Linked DNA regions of Mus musculus: region 2 is linked to region 1. A link is a loop called in an ENCODE intact Hi-C map of the cell type or tissue named here. Cell type or tissue: left cerebral cortex. All regions are shown on one strand. Each heading gives the region's core, and the rest is flanking DNA. Links, peaks and the distances in the headings are about the cores only.

Region 1 (10,686 bases), core at 3,337-8,336:
TTAAGTCAAAATCTCAGAGAAAGGAGCACTGTTACATCCGGATGGATTCCTCTGAAGCTCCTTCCGTTCAGGATTTTGAAAATTTGCCATGTTGACCTTTTACAGAATCTGCTGGGTCCTCAGATCATTCCTCAAGAGAGGTCAAGCGAATACACTTTCGTATCTTAAGATTTTCTGCCACCACCTCTTGTCTAGCCTGTGAAGTGTGTGCGCGAGTGTGTGAGTGTGTGTGTGTGTGTGTGTGTGTGTGTGTGTGTTAAGCAGCAGTAAGGGTGTGCATCACTCAGCAGCTGGCTCAGGGAATGATTGGAAGCCTGAACCATCTTTAATCACTGCAAGTATCAGATGAGTCTGTGAAAACATCATGTCCCATCAGTGAAAATAACAGCTACTGCCTCACATCAACTGGCAAAGCACCAAACAGGGCTTCTCGCTGTCCCTCAGGCAGAGAGTTAATCTAAAAACAAAGCAAAACAAACCATCCTGTTTGCAGAGCTGCAGAGAGGGATCTATACTCACCCAAACAAACGTAAGCTGCTGTTTCTGCTTCCGTGAGCACTAGACTGTTCTGTATGCATTAGATTATAGCAACAATACAACAGCATGCATATATCAAAACTGTGTGCACTGGATGGCACTGAGCACACAGGCGTATATGATATTTGAAAGCTTACTGGATCAGACCTTTTGGTACAGTAAAGACTGCTTTTTCTGGGTGGGCATTCCGGTTCAGTGGGTAAAGTTGCTCGCTGGGAAAACTTCGTAATTCGAGTCCCCTCCCCAATAATCATTTTTTGAAAGAATGTTCTTTATAACATTATCACCCAAAGCTCGAAGGTGCAAACACACACAGCGTGTGTTTATTTAAAATAGGTCACATTGAAAAGCTAAATTCAAAATGCCTCAAATTTGAGTCAGCATCAGCTCTTCACTGAATGAGGCCCTGATTTAGAGTGAGTTCAGCTGAGGACCACACACAGCCCTGATGCAGCGGCAAGTGTGCTGCTGGCTTCCTCATGCCACCTCTGATATCACTCTTGAGCAGCACTAGAGGTAGGCACTGTGGAAAGAGGGTGTGGTGAGTGGGGAGAAGTGGAGCGCCGCACCTGTCACTCCGGGGGCTTCTTCTGGCTTGTCTCTGTATGCACAGGCAACTACACACCCAGAAATCTTCCAAGCAACTGCTTCTCCATGAGCAGTAGCAAGGGCAGTAGGAGATCAGGCATTGATGAGCACCCTAGACACGACGATTAGAAAGACGCTTCCTAGGGGAGGGAGGACTTGAGTTTGGTCTTCACCAAGTATAGCTAAGAGTTCTCAGGCTAGGCACATGCCAGGCAGAGATGAGATAAGAGGGCCAAAGCCTTGCTGGGGGGGGGGGCTAAGAATGGAGAACGGGGGTGTGTGTGAAAGAGGAGGGTGTGTGTCATGTCTATGAGGCTGAAGACTCTGAGGACTCTGAACTTCCAACACAAGACCACATGAAGTCGATGAGAAAGGACAGGATGTGATGAGAGTCACACTTTAGTAAGAACTGGCAGAAGCCTGACATTCAAAGTGAGCCTGCCAAGATGGGAGTTGGAGAGAGTTTGGAAGTTAAATGTCAGGGCATGGGGACAGGTGATCACAATTAAGAAGGAACAGTCAAAAGGACAAGGTCATAGGTGAATATCCTCAATGTGCTAGATGACTATCCGCCTGCCCTCTGCTGTGGAGTCTCCAGCTTGGGACAAACAGGGAGTAAGGACCAGGACGCAGGGCCACTGATTTGCTTGGTACCAAGGTTGGTACGGCCAGATACTCAGCCCCACCCAAGCTTTCTCTTCATATATTGGTTCGCAACTAAGGGGCACGACTTTGCCCCTTCATTAGAAAGGGGAAGATATATAGGGACGAGAGGAAGATGACAGAGGGTGGGGCACTAAGAGAAAAGGAAGGGGTGAGCAAGAAGAGGGAAGGCAGTGGAGGGAGAGAGGACAAGGCATCCTGAATGGCGACTGAGCGTGCCATTCCCCAAGCACAGCAGCAGCAGCTTCGAGCGAGTGCTACAACCTGCTGATCCCTCTCCAAACTCCTGGTTCTCCGTGGTTCTCTGCTGCAGATACGGAGAGCTTAAGCCAGAATGTGTCCAGTAAGTACTGAGGGACTGGCATCTGTGTAGGCAGGCCCCCTCAGTCCTGAACACATCGAGACCCTCAGGCCTCGGGACTTGCTGTTCCTTCTACCTGGGATACTCCTTAGCATCTTTTATTTGGAGTTTATCAATACAGGATTCTCAGACTGAGCACTCTTTTGTTTGTTTGTTGTTTTTCAAATTAGGGCGTATGGAGATGGCTCAGCGGTTAAGAGCACCTGCTACTCTTGCAGAGAACCCGAGTTCAAATCTCAGAATCCACATGGAGGCTCACAGCCATCCATAACTCCAGTTCCAGGGGGACCCGATGCCCTCTTCTGACCTCTGAGGCCACCAGGCACACACATGATACACAGACAGACAGACAGACATGCAAGCAAAATGCTCATACACATAAAATAAATCCAATACATACATAATTTATTCTACTTGCCTGTGTGCAAGTGCTCTGTGCACATGCGTGTGTATGCATGCACACATCACATGGACACACGTGTGTGAATGCATCGTGGCATGCACATGACAGTCAGAGACAACTTTTGGGAACCGGTTCTCTTTTCCTACCACGTGGACCCCGGGAACTGAACTCAGGTCATCAGACTTGGCAGCATGTGGCTTTACCTATGGAGCCACCTTCCCAGCCCCCTCTTCTATGTACCTTATATGTATCAACATCTAACTCTCACAACAACCTTATAATCCTCTAGTAAGCAAATAAAGAATTCCCCAGAAGATCAAATAACCTGGAGCTGTTGAGATGGGCCAGACTAAAAATGCTCCTTGCTACCAAGTCCTACAGCCTGAGTTCAAGTCCCAGAATCCACACAATGGAAGGAGAAAACTAACTCTCACAAGTTGTCTTGTCCTCTGACCTCCATATATGCACTGTGGCACATGTGCACATGCATGCATGCTACACACACACACACACACACACTCTTTTTTAAAGTACTAGATAACCTAAAGGAAGAATACATAGAGGATAAGGGCTAATATGCTAATCTAGGCAGTATGGCCCAAATCTGTACTCTCTTCCAGGAAGCTTCAACACAGCCCCTTCCCAAGATCCTTTGGGGACCTAGACAAGTATCCCTAATGTCCCCACACTTCATCACGTTCTCTTATACACGTTCTCTTAGCCCCGAGTATCTCCTTCCCAGCATAACCTGCAATTGCCTTATTTATGTATTTAGTTGTTTTCGTCTGTTTCTCTAGCCAGAATATAAACCTCAACAAGACAGAGATCTTGCCTTTTGTATTCCTAGAATAACCCTCTGGCTCCCGGTAGCCATCCTGTGAATAACTGCTGAGTGCACAGGGAGGGAGTGCACAGAGGCTGTGTTGTGCTAAGCAGAGACATAAAGTGGTGAGTGCTATTTCTCACTGTTTGTCCTGTTCTTCTCTGACCACTGTGAACGTTCAGCATCCTACACAAAAGCAGAAGGGAGCCACGGCCCAGTTCCCAGTGTATACGGACAAAGTTGACATGTTTATAACTGGCTGTCAAATCCTTCTGCCTGGGTCCTTGAGCACACAGTGATAAGCTTGTGGGAGGCAGGGATCGAGGCTTCTGATTTAACCCATCTGCAACCTCCACCACGTTTAGTATTTACAGGACACTGGAAGCTGTTCATGTCCGTATCAGATTGGAGCCCCCTCCAGATAACAAGTGCCCATCTCTGGGACCAGGAGGTTCCCTGAGAATGAACATGCTGTCACAGCCCTGGTAGGAAGGTTCTAAGTCAAGGCAGAAACTAAGACAAAGACACCATTTTTATATTCCACGAGTGCACAGCAACACACCGAACTCGCTGCCCATGAACACACTACAGAGGGATCCAATTCTGACCAAATGCCTATTATATACAAACACCATGATAGACGCTTCTACCTATGATCTATCTTGTGCATTGACAATTATCTTTAATTTCCTTTGATAAATGAGAAGAGTGAAACTCAGAGGACCCAAATCCCAAGCGGAGACCAAGGCACTTCTGCCTATCTTCTGCTCTCAGAGGGCTCTGCCTGCTCTGCACTTCCACTGGATTCCATGCTCCTTGCTGACCTGAACTTTACTAGCCAGTGGTCATCCAGTTCCTTTCCATGAAAATGACCTCCCTGCTGAGACCCTTGCCTTCCTTCTACCTTCCTGGGGGGCAGCTCCTCCAATTCTCCAGCTGGAATTCACAGTTTGCACAAGCCCCAAGGGATGACCAGAAGCCCCATGGTCTAAGTCTCTACTCCTCCTGAGACCCTTAGCCCACGCAGCAGAGAACCCTGTCAGTAGTTTTCCTCATCTCTTTCCATGAGAACCAAGCACTAGATGATGAAGAGAGTCACGCTTGTGTTTGAATGCCTCTGGGGGCAGGGCCAAGTGAGCCTCCAATTCCAAGTGGCACTTGGGAAAGGCAAACGCAGGTATCACAACCCCACCCTGTCACAAAACTCCCTCTCCCCAGACTTCTGACTTCCGAAAGCCTGAAACCGAAAACCAGCATGTCTAGGAAGGAAATCAAACAAAACTGCTTCCACGAGATGTTTCTCACTGGGGCGCACTAATTGCAGCACAAGATACTGGGCAGTGGGACAAATCTCACCTTCTATCACACACGCTCAGGTATCTCGTTCTCAACTTCGCTCCGGCTACACCAGAATTCACCTATCCCGGAAGTCAAGACACGTCTTTTCTGAACTGTGGGCCTCTGCAGCCCCATGGACATGGACACGCAACACCCACCGGAGGACTCCTGATTTAGAGCGAGTCTCCATAACCAGAACTGTAAAACATCTCAGCCTCCCCTTAGACTGGAATTAAGCATCCACTAGCCTCCTTCAGGGCCCTACAACAGGGCATTATCTTCCCCCCTCAATTTTGAGAGGTTTTGGCAAAAAAATAATAAATAAATAAATAACCACCTCACAAACAGAAACATTTCCTGATCTATAAGCCACTTTGAAAACAAATCATTATGTCGTTGAATATTTTATGACGGCCAATGCACCGGAGTAAGCAAGGCGCGCTCTCACCAACCCTTGCCATGTCTATTTTGAGACTCCTAGAGCAAACCCCAAATGCTTCCTTTATTTTTTCCAAACACCAATTTGTAAGTGCTGGATAGATTCTTGATGGATTAATGGCTCCACCCAAACTGACCCTGCAAACCAGAGCTCAGAGACTCCCCTTCTGTAGAGTTTTATAGTAACTGACCTCAAAGAACATCTCACTACTTTCACCCTACCTTAGAGGCACCAAAACCAGCCTCAAAATGTGGACTTGCCCAAGGTCACACAGCCAGGATGGCTCTGGGACACCTAGCCCTTGCAGCTACTCCATTTCCAGAGGCCATTGCCACACCCATCCTTAAGCTCAGTCAAGGCTGCTGCGGGTTAGGGACGCGACCTGTCCCTCCCCACCAATACAGACTTCTGTAGGTCTTCAACATTCCTCTCCACTCCCCATGAGCTCTGGAGCTGACACACTCTCGGGCACCCCCCCCCCCACTCAAAACAGAGCAATACAAGCGTGACGCTTCAGCCGATCGTCCGGGCGAACAGCTCAACCCACTCTGGTGCAGGTATGGCAGTGGAGACCGGACAGGCAGGGCTCATCTGAGGTCACTCAGAAAGTTGGCGCTGGCTGCGGCCGCACCTGAACCCAGGGCTGCCTCGCGGCTGGTCGCTCCTCCCACAACTACACCGTGCAGACCTCGGAAACTTAAGGCACACGGATCCCATGCACAGAGTTAACCGTTGCAGGTCCCAAGCAAGCTGGCGGCCACGCCACGGACGCCGGGAGAGGGGACACGAGGAGTGGAGCGGGTCACCCGGGAGCGCAGCGTGGAGGGCGGCGCGGAAGAAGCCAAGGAGCAGCTCCCAGAGACGCAGGCCTGGGCTGTGGGGATCCAGGTATCCCCAAAACTTTGCGGCGGCGCGGGGGGCCTCGCCCTTACCTGAGGAGGAGGCGCCGCCCGCGTGCACGCGGAGCCGGCGGGAGCAGTAGCTGGGGCGCCCCGCCCAGCGGCGGCCACGGTAGCCGGCCGGGCTCGGGCAGCGGCTCGGCTTGGGCTCCGGCTCGGCTCCGGCTCCGCCTCCCGCGCCGCGGCTGCAGCCCGAGGGGGGAGAGGCCGGGCCCGGCTGCGCCCGCGCCGTCTGGCGGCGGCAGGTGCTGAGGCTGCAGCTGCGGGGCCACCAGCTGCCGGCGCCGCGACCCCCGCCCCGGGGGAGGAGCCCCACGCACCGCCCACGCGGGCTCCTGAGGTCCTGGGCCGTCGCAGTGGGCGGTCCTGCTCCCACCCAGGCCCTGCCTCGGCTGGCCTTCCCCAACTCACCCGCCGGGGGATACGCAGCGTCCCCACGGGAACACTGAGGCTGGGAGGGGAAAGGGACACCCCAAGGTCACCCAGGCCAGCAGCCTAAGCTGGAACTCGGAATGACCCCCCTTCTAAGCTCTGGCTTCCCAGCTTTCTTACCCCGCGGTAGGAGACCCTGGGGAACACAGAGGATCTTTATACTTCCCTTGTCTCCCAGTCCTTGCCTCCCCAGTCTCTCCTGCTGAGGGCAGTGGAAGAGAGTGGGCTCACTTTAGGCACTGTTGACCACTACCCCGTCTCTGCCCTGAGAAGTCATAGTCCCCCAATCCTTCTGTTCTGGGGGAGGGGGCTCGGAAGATCTAGAAGCCTTAAACTACTGAGATACCCTGGGGCTCTGCACCCATGCCCCTTCTGATCCCCGCCCCCACCCCCCAAGCCGAGTAACCCAGTTCCCATGTTACAATTCTACCACCTCTTTCCCCATGCAAGTCTCTTAAGATGGAATAGCTACACCCCCAGGCTTACGCTGTGCTAGACACTGGAGAAGTGGCCTCCAGAAAAACCTGGTACTGTTTCCTAGTACAGTCTAGCCGATTGAATAAAGTGCTGATCCGGTGCCCGTAGCACCATCCCGCCTACTGAAGGGGGTGCCTCTGAACAACAACTGGAGTTGGCCAACTAGAGTGTGGGAAAGCATTCCAGAGGACCAGAACAAAGCTCTCAGGATATCGCAGCTTTCACTGAAACAGGAGCAGAAAGGGAGCAGAATTGAAGAGTTAGAGGAGGCAGTTCCTGGTCAGTATTCCGTGCTATCCTTAGCTATCATGGGAGGAGGAGTTTTAAGGATAGAAGGTGGCAATCTTGTTGCCACCAGATTATCAAATTAGACCACTCTGGGAATCAAATGAGCACAGACAAGATCCTTAATCCAGTGACAAGTGGGCAAAGCAACAGGTCAGCCCTTGGCCTGATGAAGACAGAAACTCCAGCACCCACCAGGTCCCTAGCCTCCAGTAGTAGGACCCAGGGTTAGCACCACTGGGGGAAGTGGGAAGAAACGGAAGATACAGAAGCATGGTGGGTATAAAGTCAGCTTTAAGAAAATTAAATATATTTCGCAATAGCTTATGAACTGACGATTTACAGTAAACTGAAAGACTGTACCGTGGATGGAGATTATGTGCACAATCCAGATTAAACACCAATGGGGCACTTGTCACACAGGAAAATAAGAACCCAGCCCTGTTGTCAGCAAGAACAAAAATTTCCCATCAGGTCAGATCCTGTCCCTCACAGTTTCCTAGCTGCCTGGGTCGATAATGTTTCACACAGGGCCGTCATTGGCTTCAGAGGCTCTGCTCTGCGTGGGATGCCCCCCTGCACGCTCATCCCTGACAGCCTGCTGCACTGTTTCTCCCTACATCTGCCGTTCTGGTGGGTCCCACAGTGCCAGGCACTCTTTGCCTTAAGGCTGTTTTCCTCCTTTCACCCTTGTGGAACAATTCTTTTCCTTAATTTTATTAGAATGTATTCAGTGTGCCAGGCTTCATAGATGCCATCAAGGACATCATCGTACCCTCTGACCATATTCACTAGCCATCACTATCCCGATCTCCTTCCAGGTCTGTTCTTTTTCTCTTCATCTTGAATTCTCAAGTGTACAGGGTTTCTCTGTATAGCTCTGTCTGTCCTGGAACTCACTTTGGAGACCAGGTTGGCCTCGAACTCAGAAATCCGCCTGCCTCTGCCTCCCGAGTGCTGGGATTAAAGGCATGTGCCACCATGCCCGGCTAAGTGTACACTTTTTACACACAAGTATGGAATCTACCTTTTACATAAGAGAAGGCATTATTTGTCTTTCTGCGTCTGACTCCTATGGGCTGTGTGACTCAAGTCAGGTGGTTCTTCTGTGCTCCAAACCCGGACACACAAACACCTGCTGAACTCCCAAATGGTCCTCCAGGGCCCCAGGCTCAAACTCACATCTTTCCCCTAAATTATGTTTCTCCGTCTCTACTTATGGTGGTACCATCTTCCTAGAGGCATCAAACCAGGAAACCAAATAGTCATCTTACTCTTCCTGTACCTCATACGTAGTGGTCACTAAATCCAGTCCACACTGTCTCCTTACCATCCCTTACACTCAGTTGATAGCCTAATTTTAATGATTATTTGTGAGTGAGTGCGTGTGTGTGTGTCTGTGTGTGCATGCCCATGCATGAACATGCAGAGGCCTATGGAGCCCAGAAGCATCAGATCCCTGGAGGTGGAGTAACAGGCTATTTCAAGTCACCTGACATGGGTACTGGGAACTGAACTCAGTCCTCTGCAAGAGCAGTACATACTCTTAGCCACTGAGCTGGCTCTCTCCAGCTCAGTCTCGCTGCTTCTCACAAAGGCTATAGTAATACCTCTTGTCTCATCAATTTCTCCTTCCTCCTTCCAGTGCTGCTACAGTCTCTAAACACATGTCAGGTCTCCTGAGGATTCACCTGCTGATTAAGTCTTATGGCATCTCTCTACATAGTCTTGACTGTCCTGGAACTCACTTTGTAGACCAGGTTGGCCTTGAACTCAGAGACCCACCTGCCTCTGCCTCCCAAGTGCTGGGATTAAAGGTATGCACCACCACACCCGACAATTTATGCTCTCCTATGGCTGCAGGCCCATTTCTACTCACTGCACACTTGACCACCAAACACCTATGCTCCTAGACTATATCATGCAATGAAAGCTAATATAGACTTGAGCCAAGGTATCTGGGTTTAAATCCCAATGCTGCTACTTTTTTAACCCTGTATAATTTGGGAGAAAGTTCTAGAACCTCACTTCTGAGTTTCTTCCTCTAGAAAAGAAGCATAACAGCAATGCTTACAACCCACAGTGATCTAAATTCAGCTTTGGGACGGGGGTGGGGTGGGGTAGCCTGTTAGCCAGTGCTGTCAATTTTAACCGCTTATAACCGTGTGGCTTGCTCTGTTTACAGAGAAGGAATCTGTTAGTCCAATGAGTAAGTACCTTACTAACGATTAAAGCAGCTGCTCTGACATTCATACAGGATTCAGAATTTCTCATAACCAAAGACTTTACACAAGAGCTTTCCTCCCTGTAGGAGGCCTCCTTAGTTCCCCACTGGATAGACAAACTCTTCATCTTTAGCTTAAGGCTTTCCTCAAGCCCCCTAGTCTCCCTCTGCACATCTGGTACACTTGTACGTCCGTCAAACTTGGTCACGTGTGTGTGGTTTGGTAACATGTCTGTCTTATGGGGACCTCTTGAGAAAGGTAACGCCTAATTAGGTTTTGTGTTTTCAGTATGCCATAAGTGTGTCTGAGTGAATGAATAACTCAGCAAATATTATAAGCATACATACACACAGATACACACACATATACACATATATAGATGTAGATATCATATAGGTATACACGGTCCTCAAGGCTTGACCCTAACAGCTGTCATTTCAGTATCAATCCCTCCCAGCATCCTCCTCTGTCACCCAGAAGAGTCATTTCTGATGCGAGGACAGCATTGGATGATGCTGTAATCTCCCAGAATGAGACAGCAAGACTGATATTTGCCTGTGCCTTGCCCCTATCGGATGCCGTGCCTTTTTTTAGTGACACCATGTAATAACCCATAATGAGACTCTGTGTTGCATCCTAATGAGACTTCCTGACTGAAACATCTGAGGCTTTAATTTATTTCCTTTAAGTACCATTTCAACTCAAAGTTTGCTCTCTCTGTGGTGGTGAGGGTTCCATTTGTCATCAGCTAAGTTCCCATACCTTCCCTTTATCTCTATTAATCTTCTTTGCATTCAAATACTCCTAAGAGTGGACTTACTAGTGAGCATTTCTATACAGTTGCCTTCTTAGAACGCCCAGCTCTTCCTGACTGCACATCTATTGTTCCCAAAATAGAACAGTTTACTGCTTCACATTTCAGCTTTACTGTCGCAGAGATTTAGGATGAGGCGCACTCTTCGTAATGACCGCATTTCATAGGGTTTAAAAAAAAAATAAACCCACGACCCCGCCATTCTGTATGGAGTAGTGTTTTGCTTAATTTGTGTGGCAGAATGCAAGTGTACTGGCAACGTTAAATACCTTCCCATCAAAATAATGAGAAGCAGGATAGGTGGAAAGGAACCACAGTGGCCTGAAGTAGGACCAAAAGAGAGGTGTCATAGTGGTCTTCTATTTGCATACATCCACTCATGCTTGGAGGCTCAGCACAGAG
Region 2 (10,686 bases), core at 2,183-7,182, 86 kb before region 1:
TCCTATCTAGTGACAGAGGGTGAAACCAGGGGGATAAAGGGTGGGAAAGGAAGAACCTACAAAATAGCAGAGACTGGCTACACACACGTGTAGGTTATATATAAATTATATACCATTTCATGGAAAGGATCGAACGTGGATGAATTTTAGTAAGCACCAAAGGTTGTGGAATCCCCCGTGGTTACCGCAGATAGCACGGATGACTGCATCTCTCTCTCCAGTCATCTGTTCTGGGACGATCTATGCCTATTTTGCCCATGTGGAGGAAACGCTATATATAAAATGGTGAGATCCTGAGCACAGCTGGCTATGTCCACATCAGCAAACCATGCTGGCAGCTGGCAATGGTGGTGCTGGTGGGAGTGTCGGGTACTTGTTTCAGGTCAGGGTTTCCCCCTACAGAGCAGCTGTTAAACATCATCAGGACTGCCTTGGAAAAGCCACATCGATACAACAGCTGAAGCAGAGGTCTGATGGCAGCTGAAGCTGCCTGGGGAACCTGTCTGTCTCCCCTGTCCTTTTATTTTTCTGTCCCCATCCGACTTCTTCATTCTTTACGTGATATAAGGTCAAGTCTCTTTTGGCTCCAGGTATCCCTTTCTTCTAAACATGTAAGGCTGAGAATTTCTATCACATTTCAAGAGAATGAGAAGAGAGCAAAAGCACAGCAAGAACCAAGTCTCCCACATTCTAAAAGTGACGTCTCCTTTTGCTGAGAAATAAGATACAGTAGATCTTAGAGACTGCTTTGGGAAACTCTACAGGGAATCAGAGACCTAGCACCTCTTGGCATTTAGGAGAATTCCAAATACCAAGAAAATGCCTCTAATATTTAAGGAAGATTAACTGCTTGGTTGGAAACAAACGGGCCTGTCCTGACCGGGGAAAGACTCAGCACCTCACCTTCTTCAGCGGATACCCGGTGCGTCGGCCGTCTGTTTCCAGACCAGTGGAAGACGGAGTTGGCCGGGTCCACAAACAGCCTGTAGTACCCAGCGATCAAGCAGGCCAGGTCTTTTGCACTGCTGGATTCCAGCAACAAAGTCAGAACCTGTGAAGGTGAATAGAAAGTTTCTGTTTGTAGAGGACCCAGATACAGCAGGGCTGTATGGGGCCAAAGGGAGAAACTAAGCCATGTCTACAGACTGGCCCCTAGCGGCCCACATTTTTATACATCGCCTCCTTTCTTTCTCTCCTCTGTCCCACCCCACCCTACCTGCACCACCCACACAGCTAGCCCCTGAGACCATACCTCTCAAAGGGGAAGGTGGAAGAATGACAGAGAATGAAGACATGGTGGTAAACACACAGTGCCTTTCTTGGGTACAGTGGATGAAATCAAGGGAGGGGACAGTGACCACAGGACCTTCCAGAAAGGCCCCAGGCTGGGTTCTGCCTTCTCTTTTGATAGCTAAGGTCTTTAAGGGTCTGGGTGGATGGGGCATGGGGGGTAGGGTGGGATAGAGGATAGAACGAAAGGAGACAATGTATACATTAGGCATGCCCACTGTGCATCAGGAGGCACCCTGAACTGTTTACCCATTTCAAAGAGTTCACCCAACAAACTCTGGGTACAGGGTTTTTCAATCATACACAGGGCCTAACAAACAGAGCCAACCCTTGTCAAGAGCGTCTTGGGATGATGCAGGCTCCGTTTGCTGCTCTTCACTTGAGGCAGATCCTTCGAGCCAGATCAGCAGTGGGCTTTCCTACTGCTCAAAGCTCGTGCAAACTACCCTCAAATACTTAGCACCAAACTCCAGGAGCCAAACTGAGGCCCCTTCTCTTCCGCTGTGAGCCGATTACCTTAACGTCCTGAAGGTAGACCTTGACCATGCTCACTTTCTCAGACTCTTCTGTCAGCTCCACGCGGCTGATGTTGGCGAACTCTGCCAGCGTGGATATGATGTTGAGCTTGCTGTTGATGATCTGGCTAATCCCGTACTTGGCCCCAACCAGGAGGGCAATGTAAGATTCTCTATCCTGTAACTGCAGACGGGTGGAAGGGAAATCAGTTTCTATTCGCAAGCTTGTGAAAATATAAACACACTGTACATGACGACGTCTCTCTCTACAACTTTTATTTTTTTCTTTTTTCAGAAATGGTTTTGGTGTGTAGCCCAGGCTGGCCTCATGTTTATGGTCCTCCTGATGCTCTCTCCAGAGTTCTGGGCTTCCAATGTGTGCCAGGCGTTGCTTCTCTCTCTCTGCCGAGTCTGTTTCCTAAGTGCGGCCCTCGTCACCATTCCCCGAGATTACGCCTCATGGGGCCCACCCACAGCTAAATTAAAAATAAATGTATCGCCTGTAAACTATTTTTTTTACTATATTGAAATTATGTTTATAATAAGTGTTTCTATGTATTTGAGTCCAGTGCCAACAGGAGCCAGAAACAGGGTGTTAGATTCCCTGGAACTGTAGCTACAGTCCAAGGTAGGTGCTGGGAACTGAACTCAGGTTGTCAGCTAGAGCAGTGCATGCTCTTAACCCCTGTAATCCCAGCACGTAGAAGACAGAGGCAGGAGGATGAGTTCCAGGTCAACCTCAGGTAGCAGGTTTGAGGCCAGCCTGGGCTGCCTGAGACCCTGTTTCTTCTTCTTGGACCCAGACTCAGCTAGCAGTAGCAGATCTTATCTTTCCACCCTTCTTCTCTCCCAACAGTGACCACAGCCTGCATCATGGCGTTGTCTGTGGGTTAGCTTACTTCATCCTTGAGGGCAGAAACTATAACCAATTCAGCTCTGCCTCCCATAGCATCTTCCAGGCCAGGGCCCAATACATATCTGCCAATCTGCAGATATTCAAGGTCCTGGGCAAGCAGGAGTCTATGGTTGTCTGGTACATACCATCAAAGTGGCATTGAAGACTTTCCCACCATACGTCTTGAGTTCCCCAAGGATCTGAAGATAATTTAAGCGTAGCTGAGCAGCAGAAATAAGTTGCTTTATGAGACAAAAAAAAAAAAAATTACTGAAATCAGAATTATTTACTTGCCTAAAATCTAGGCAATGGTGAAAATGATTCCCTCCCCCCCACCTCCCCAAGATTTTTCACAACAGAAAGCTGGGCGGGTCAGCAGAGGCTAGACTGCCTTACCTTCTGCCGGGGTTCTAGCAGATTCTGGTTTCTTTTCATGTGGAAGCTAATGGCTTTCTTGATGTCTTTGCCTTTCATATTTCGGAGTAAAGTTGGAGATATAAAATTCTCTATTCCCCAGTCTTTCCTGCCGCAAGACATTGGAGACAAGGACTCATGTTCACATGTTTACATTGCACTTGGTTCCAACAAAGAGCCAATGACACAGAATTCAGATATAGAGCTCTGACATACAGCAATTAGGAGTACCTTTCTCTAGTGGGAGGAATAGAGACAGGCAGAGGTGTAGATACAGAAAGAGGAAAAAGCAAGAGAAAGAAAGAGAAGGGATGTCTGTGATGTTTGAGTAGGTTTGGCCCCTGTAGACTCATGTGTTTGAATGCTTGGCCCATGGGGAGTGGGCACCATTAGGAAGTGTAGGCTTGCTAGAGTAGGTGAGGCCTTGTTGGAGGAAGGCTATCACTGTGTGGGTGTGTGGGTGTGTGGGTGTGTGGTGTGTGGGTGTGTGCTTTCAGGGGTATCTTCCAGTGCTCAAGCTCCGCCCAGTGTGGAATTAGAACCTCCTCCTGGTTGCCCGAGGGAGACAGTCTCCTGCCTGTCTTTGGAACAAGATGTAGAACTCTCAGCTCCTCTTCTTTCACCATGTCTGCCTGTATGTTGCCATGCTTTCCACCCTGATGATAATAATGAACTGAATCTCTGAATCTGTAAACCAGCGGCAATTAGATGTTTTCCTTTATAAGACTGTCTTGGTCATGTCGTCCCTTCACAGCAATGAAGCCTGAACTAAGACAATGTCCATATCTTCACTTATCTCTATCTGTATATCTCTCTATTAAAGGAGAGAGAGACAGAGTGAGGGGCTTTCCCCATAAACACACATGATATACATTATATACATTCTGCATTTAGGACCTCCTGACTGGTCTGGAAAATGACTGGTCTTGGTGTGGGATATTTCATGAATCAAAGCAGAAGTTCTCCATCTTTCTTTTAATTTAAAATTCCATTTCATTCATATATTGTGTGTCTACACTAAGTTAAACTTCTAAAAAGGGGAGCCCAAACTGCTGTATTTTAGCAAGTGTGTACATGTGTAGTGACCAGAGGACAACCTGTGGGAATTGGTTCTCTCTTCCTACCATATGGGTCCTGAGACTGAACTCAGACTCAGGCTTGGATGCAGGGGCCTTTACCTGCAAGGCCTTCCAATAGGCCTGTTCTCAGTCCTTTTAATAACAAAAATAAGTGGCGTGACCATCCACATATAAGAACAAGTCTCGTACCCTCTGCTAGGGAACAAACTCAGGGCCTTGCGTATGCTACGCAAGCACTCTGCCACTGAGCTAGGTTCAACACTCTTGCCACAGAGCGCACCTGCCAATCCTGAGGCTAAGCTTTAGAACATTATTAGCCTAGAAGCCTCAGAAGCCCCCTAAAGTTGCACCTTGACTCATTATACCAGGGATCTGTTCTATTTTTAAAACCTGATTTCTCCATTTGATTTTGATACCCAGACAAGCTAGAGCAGAGACCTGGGGAGGGGCTTAACATAACGGATATTAGTTCTCTGAGCTAAGAATCGAGAGGAACATGGATCGTAGGACTTGAAGCATCCCCCATTTGGAGGAAGGCATAATGCCATAGCCAATTGGTTCACACCTGTTGGGAAAATTAATTTCCAAGACATCCCTGCCCTCAGAAGTTGTCAGCTGATGACCTCAGACATTCTTTCAGGGACTGGAAATTTACAAGGAGACTCTGTGTAACTGCAAGAGGAAATGGCTTCTACCCAGACAGGGAGCCAGGCTGGGTAAAGGGAAATGGATAGAGAGACAAAGGCAGATGGGTGAGTATCGGCTTTCTCTGGAGTCTGGCCATCCTGGCTAGGAGCCAGCAGTCCCAAATGTGACACAGCTGCCACCCCCTGCCACTCACTCTATGTACTTCAAAGAGATCTTCTGTGGCTGGGCACAGGCATAGATCCGCTCCTGGATGTGCAGGGCTGCAAGCCGGAGGGCAGAGTTGCACTTCATCTCCACAGCAAAGCGCTCCTGGAGTACATCACTGCAGCTCTGCAAGAGATCACACAGAGCAGCTAGGCAACAAGAGCATACACATTGCGCGAGCGCGCGCGCACACACACACACACACACACACACACACACACACACACACACACACTTCTTTCCGGTCAGAGCAGCAGGATCAGCAGCCAGCTCTGAGGACTTGGCTCTGTGACCTGAGTTACATTCAGACTAAGTATAGTGTTTTCCATTGTTAATCGCATACTGACTGTCTATATGATCTGTATTATTTGATTTCTGGGAGGTTTAGAAAAGATTATATGCAGGAATGTGAGCATAAATCACACAGTGCTATCTTAAGCAAGTACAATGCACTGGTGGTGTGGTGGCTGCTATTACGATTTTCTAGCCCCATTTCTGTAAGACTTAGGCCAGCCTTACACCCCAGTGGACTGTAAACTGGTGACATCTCCCAGACGACTCTTCCCATCCAAACAAAAATAACGAAAGTAATTTCACTCTAGGCAATAGAGGACAAGGCGTAGTTAGAAGTCAAGAAACCAGGTTTCTAGCTGGGCATGGTGGCAGATGCCTTTAATCCCAGGACTCAGGCGCAGAGTCAGGAGGATCTTCAAGGCCAGCCTGGTCTACAGAGCTAGTTCTAGGACAGCCAGGGCTATACAGAAGAAATAATGCCTCAAAAAACAAGAGGAAGGAAGGAAGGAAGGAAGGAAGGAAGGAAGGAAGGAAGGAAGGAAGGAAGGAAGGAAGGAAAAGAAACCAGGTTTGGCTCTACTGCTAAGTAGGGACATCGGACACATTCCCCTTCTAAGACCTGGTTACGTCATCTCTAACATGAGTTTCTGCAGCACTAAAGCCCCATCCTGCAATAAAAGTGGAAAGGATAAAGCGTTTAATAGTATTAGAAAAGTGTATCATCTACATTGAGGACTAAGCCTAAATTTGATTAGTCTACTGCAAATCTCCCATTACAGCAACTTGGAGCAGGAACAATGGGGAGGGATAATGAGACCCACTGTTCTCTAGAAAGAGACCATCCCTCGGGAGAGCTGTTTTAGCTGCCACCAACCCAGAATAACCCAACTATGCGATGCGTCCTTGAGGCCACTGGCACCCCAGGAAGCACAGCCTGGTCACCTGAAGGTAGAGATATTCAAATGCCACAGGGTCTTCTTTCAGCAGGTCCAGGGGGTCCTTGGGCACAAAGCTCACCCTGAAGAGGCAGCGGGAGTCCTGGGATTCTTCCCTTTCTACCACCTGCCCAAGGCAAAGACAATAAGGTGACCTCGCCGCTCTCCATAAAGCGGCTTCACAGGGAAGAGAGAAAGGGAGGCCGCTGTTCTATTTCAGTCTTCCCCCCCAAGACAGCACAGCCTTCTCTCTTAGCCTGATTTTCTTTCCCATGGTGTGGAATGTGAAAGATTCAAAGAGTGTTGTTTCTTCTGTCAGAGGAATCCCTGTCCACATTTCAATGTCCTCCCAAGGGACAGTCTAGGAACCCATGCCCACATCTCAATGTTCTCCCAGGTACAGTCTAAGACAATTTGCTTTGTGGTTTGAATGTGAAGGTCCCCTCTCCCCAGCACATGTTCCAACATGTGGTCTTGAGTGGGAAGGGCTGTCTTGAGAGGCTGTGGAGCTTTAGGAGGTAGGGCCTGCTTGGAGAGAAAGTGTCTCTGAGGCCCAGGGGCATATCTTGGGTCCCTCTGTTTCCTATCTGCCACTATAATGTGACCACCTGTGATAAGCTCCCACCATCACGGACAAGGACTGTTCCTGCTGCCATGCCAACAACGATGCGTTGCAACTCCTAAACTCCAAGGTGAAATAAACTTCTCTCCTCTCCTAAGTTGCTCCTGACGGGGATTTGATCACAGCCAGGAGGATGGAATGCAAATGAGTGTTGATTTCCACAAGTGAAGATGGAGCTTGTACACTTCTGCACTTTATTATTTTTTAAGAGTTTGCAGCAGTTGGCGAGTGGTGATTGGGTCATGCCTCACTTGCAATGAGGTAGCCTGAGTGACACCCCCGCCCCCAAGGGTGAGGCTTCCCTGTTCCATTCCCCTGCTGAAGGAGCCCTCTCCTCCCCCAACTGTAGAATGTCTACTGATCTCTTCAGAATACACCCTACAATGATTTGTTGAACTGACCCATGTTTGACTTTAAAGATTCTGTGCTACAACTTCTTGCATGGCTGAAGGACTGGGTGGCACAGGACTGGCTGTTTGTCCTGTCCTATCATGACGGTTGCCTCTCAGTGGGGCAATGCCACAGAAAGAGTTTTGGACACAGCAACCAATGATCCCTAATAGTTCTGAGACAGCAGGGTGCCAGAAAAATGATCAAAGCTTGAATCAAAAGACTTTGTCAGATACGTGACTGGGGAAAACCACCTTACCCTGCTAAGCCTCCACATCTAGAAGACGGGCATCTTGGACTATGCCCTGCATGCCTCATAGGAACAGATGCAAACCAGGCCAGAGTCTTGCCCTTCTTACCCTGGCCGAGTGAGTGTACTCGATCCAGCCCTGCAGTGGCTGAGAAGCCTGGCCTCCCTACCTGCTGGACCAGCTCTTCCTCATGCAGAAGGTGTAGGCGGGAGATGCTGTACTGTTCCTCAAGGGCCAGCGCAAAGTACTCGATGCTTCGGATGGACAGCTTCTCCTTCACCGTGAGGATGATGTCCTGGCAGCAGAGGGGAAGAGGGGTCACTGATGAGTGGGAGACTTCCCAGGCCTTCTTACAGCTTCCCCAGTAGAAGAAGCTGGTGCTGCTGTGTCCTCTGCTAACACAGGCAGGGCCCCAGCCCCCATGCTGGACCTTTTACGGCCCTGCACCACTCAGGGCAGCAATCTATCTTGCTTTTCTTGGGAGGATGCAGCCTCCATGGGGGAGATACCAGTCTCCTGCCTCAGTGTCTGGATAGAAACTCTCTGAGAGTTACCAGTCTGCACCAACTGCTTTCTGCACAGAATCTTCCCAGTTCCCTCATGTGACTATGAGATGTTGGCTTTAGTTTCTTCCTCTGAAATGGAAGATAACAATGCCTACAGACTGCGGGGGAGGCTGTCAAGATGGAAAGGCAGATAATGCTGTGCAGAGGCTCCACAGCCACCAGGCCACACCCGTCTTTCTCTCCAGTGTCCCCTGTCATGTCACATGCCTCAGGCACTCACAGACATTCTTCCCTCTGACGTATACACTTTTTTTCATCATCTTCCACAAGGTTGTTTCTGCCCTTTTAAGTTTGACTTACAACTCACCTCTTCAGAGAGCTTCCATCTGGCTACTGTATCTAAATGTCACCCTGCCTATTATTCTCAGTTGCAGGAAGATCTCTGGTTGGAGATTGAACCTGTGGCCTCACATATACTAGGCAAGAGCTCCTCCGGCATGTTTAGTCCCCCATCATTAGTTACTGTCCATTTCTTTAATAAACAACGTTCTTTCTGTAAAAGACAGTATATCAGATACATGAAAGGGTTCTAGACTGGCACTGAGCCTCCACAGATCACTGTATCTGTAGACACCGATGAGTGGGGAGACTTCCCAGGCAGTTCTCTGTGTGGTTTTTCTCTGTTTTGGTAGACACTAACACCTGTCATCTGAACTTCTGTATGTATTCATTTTCCCACGGAAGACACTTAGTACAGTCCCTGGCAGGCAGTGTTCTATATTCGCTCACCTCTAACATTTGTTTTCTTGCTCATTTCCTTTTACCTTAATAGACAGCAACTCGCTGACAGTGTAGACCTCCCCAATGTTGGAGTCTTACGCAGGGTCTCTACTGCTATGATTAACACCATGGCCAAAAGCAACTTGGGGAGGAAAGGGTTAACTCAGCTTACACTTTCGCAGCACTGTTCATCATTGGAGGAAGTCAGGACAGGGCAGGATCCTGGAGGCAGGAGCTGATGCAGAGACCATGGAGGGTTTCTGCTTGCTGGCTTGCTCCTCATGGCATGCTCAACCTGCTTGTTTATGGAACCTAGGACCACCAGCCCAGGGAAGGCACCACCCACAATGGGCTGGGCCCTCTCCATCAATAACTAATTAAGAAAATGTCCTACAGCCAGATCTTAGGGATGCATTTTCTCAGCTGAGGTTTCCTCCTTCCAGATGACTCTAGCCTACTCAAGCTGTAATAAAACTAGCCAGCACAGTTGGGGTCTGTTATACTCCAATGCTTGAGGCCTTAGAGATGCTCAAAAATATGTCACTTGATAAATGATCACTGTGGACGCACTACAGAACTCAGAACCTCAGATTTAGAAAGCCCCAATTGTGAAGGGCTGCCTGCTCCCTGTGACTCCTGACCACCAGTGCCCCCACTGCTGGCTCCATTACTCTCCACAACTAAAGAGGTGACTAAGTTCCGAAGACAGTATCTGTGTCTGCAAGTCAACAGCATTAATTTGGCACCTACTGTGTGCCAGGCATGGTGCTTACCGCAGCAGACAGCCCCATCACTCTCTCTTGACTGTACAATTATGATGGAATATGAATGTACACACTTCTGGCATTGCAGACTGACTGGTGAATTATGAAAATTATTTTTACTTTGTTACATTTCATTCACTAATTTTCTGTGCTTGTTTGTGGTTGCGTACAAGCCAGTGTGTCTGTGGAAGTCAGAGGACAGTTTGCAGGGATCTATTCTCTGCCCCAACCGTGTGGATTCTGAACTCAAACTCAGGTTGTCAGTTTTGGTGGCAAGTGCTTTACCTGCCGAGGTATTTCACTGGCCCTTTGGTCTTTGACTGGTTGGCAAGCATGCCTCTTGACTCTGCCGGTCCCTTCTCCCATCTTCCCTTGCCTTGAAAGCCCATATGTATTTCCTGTCTTGGCATAGGGCTGCTCAATGGACCCTTCTGCCATCCAGCAGTTTCCACCTTGCAGCTACAGGAGCTGGCAAACAGCAGCCATGAGGCAAATAGAGCTCTCTGCTGATTTCTTCAAGAGAACAAAGCCACACACCAGCCACTATGATAGGGAAGTTGAAAGTGACCCGATGGCCCTCAAAACCTAAAATATTTTTATTTGGTCTTTTATCATGTAGATCTAAGCAGTGGTTCTCAACCTTCCTCATGTGGCGACCCTTTAATACAGGTCCTCATATTGTGGTGACCCCCAACCTTTAAATTATTATGTTGCTACTTCATAACTGTAATTTTGTTACTGTTATGAATTGTAATGTAAATATCTGATATGCAGGGTATCTGATGTGTGACCCTTGTGAAAGGGCCATTCAACCCCCAAAGGGGTCATGACCCACAGGTTGAGAACCGCTGCTCTAGGCCCTTGGCTAGGCTCACATCTGTGTGGTTCCCCGCTTGCTCGAGAACAGTCAAGGCTTTCCAGGATCAAAGGGCCTAAATCCAAATTCAGTTTAATAGACACTCAAGTATCAAGTGCTAATGGAACCATTCCTTCCATGGTATTTCTCCCTCGCCTTCTTTTTAGAGAAATAGTATCTTAGCCAGGCAGTGGTGCTGCAGATCTTTGATCCTAGCACCCAGGAGGCAGAAGCAAGTAGATC

The links. Peaks named below come from ENCODE experiments on the same cell type or tissue, not always from the same donor. Only the 100,000 strongest peaks of a DNase experiment are listed, where the experiment ranks them.
Region 2: a loop joins it to region 1, with 2.1 times the contacts of the local background. A loop is called at or near these places in 5 of 42 quality-filtered maps.

The regions. Positions count from the first base shown.
Region 1 is chr4:45,180,356-45,191,041 of GRCm38, reverse strand. It overlaps Frmpd1 (FERM and PDZ domain containing 1), which reads right to left and starts at 6,136. Exons shown (of 16, transcript NM_001081172.2): 1 at 6,085-6,136. In left cerebral cortex, for the core only: a CTCF peak has its summit at 6,300; DNase peaks (open chromatin) are centred at 5,869, 6,396 and 7,056; H3K4me3 peaks cover 2,317 bases; H3K27ac peaks cover 1,042 bases.
Region 2 is chr4:45,265,615-45,276,300 of GRCm38, reverse strand. It overlaps Frmpd1 (FERM and PDZ domain containing 1), which reads right to left. Exons shown (of 16, transcript NM_001081172.2): 8 at 7,707-7,832; 9 at 6,282-6,401; 10 at 5,035-5,171; 11 at 3,097-3,223; 12 at 2,847-2,942; 13 at 1,807-1,989; 14 at 904-1,051. Among named protein-coding and RNA genes, the nearest start is that of Trmt10b, 26 kb to the left of the region's middle. In left cerebral cortex, for the core only: no CTCF peak of the experiment used is centred there; a DNase peak (open chromatin) is centred at 5,034.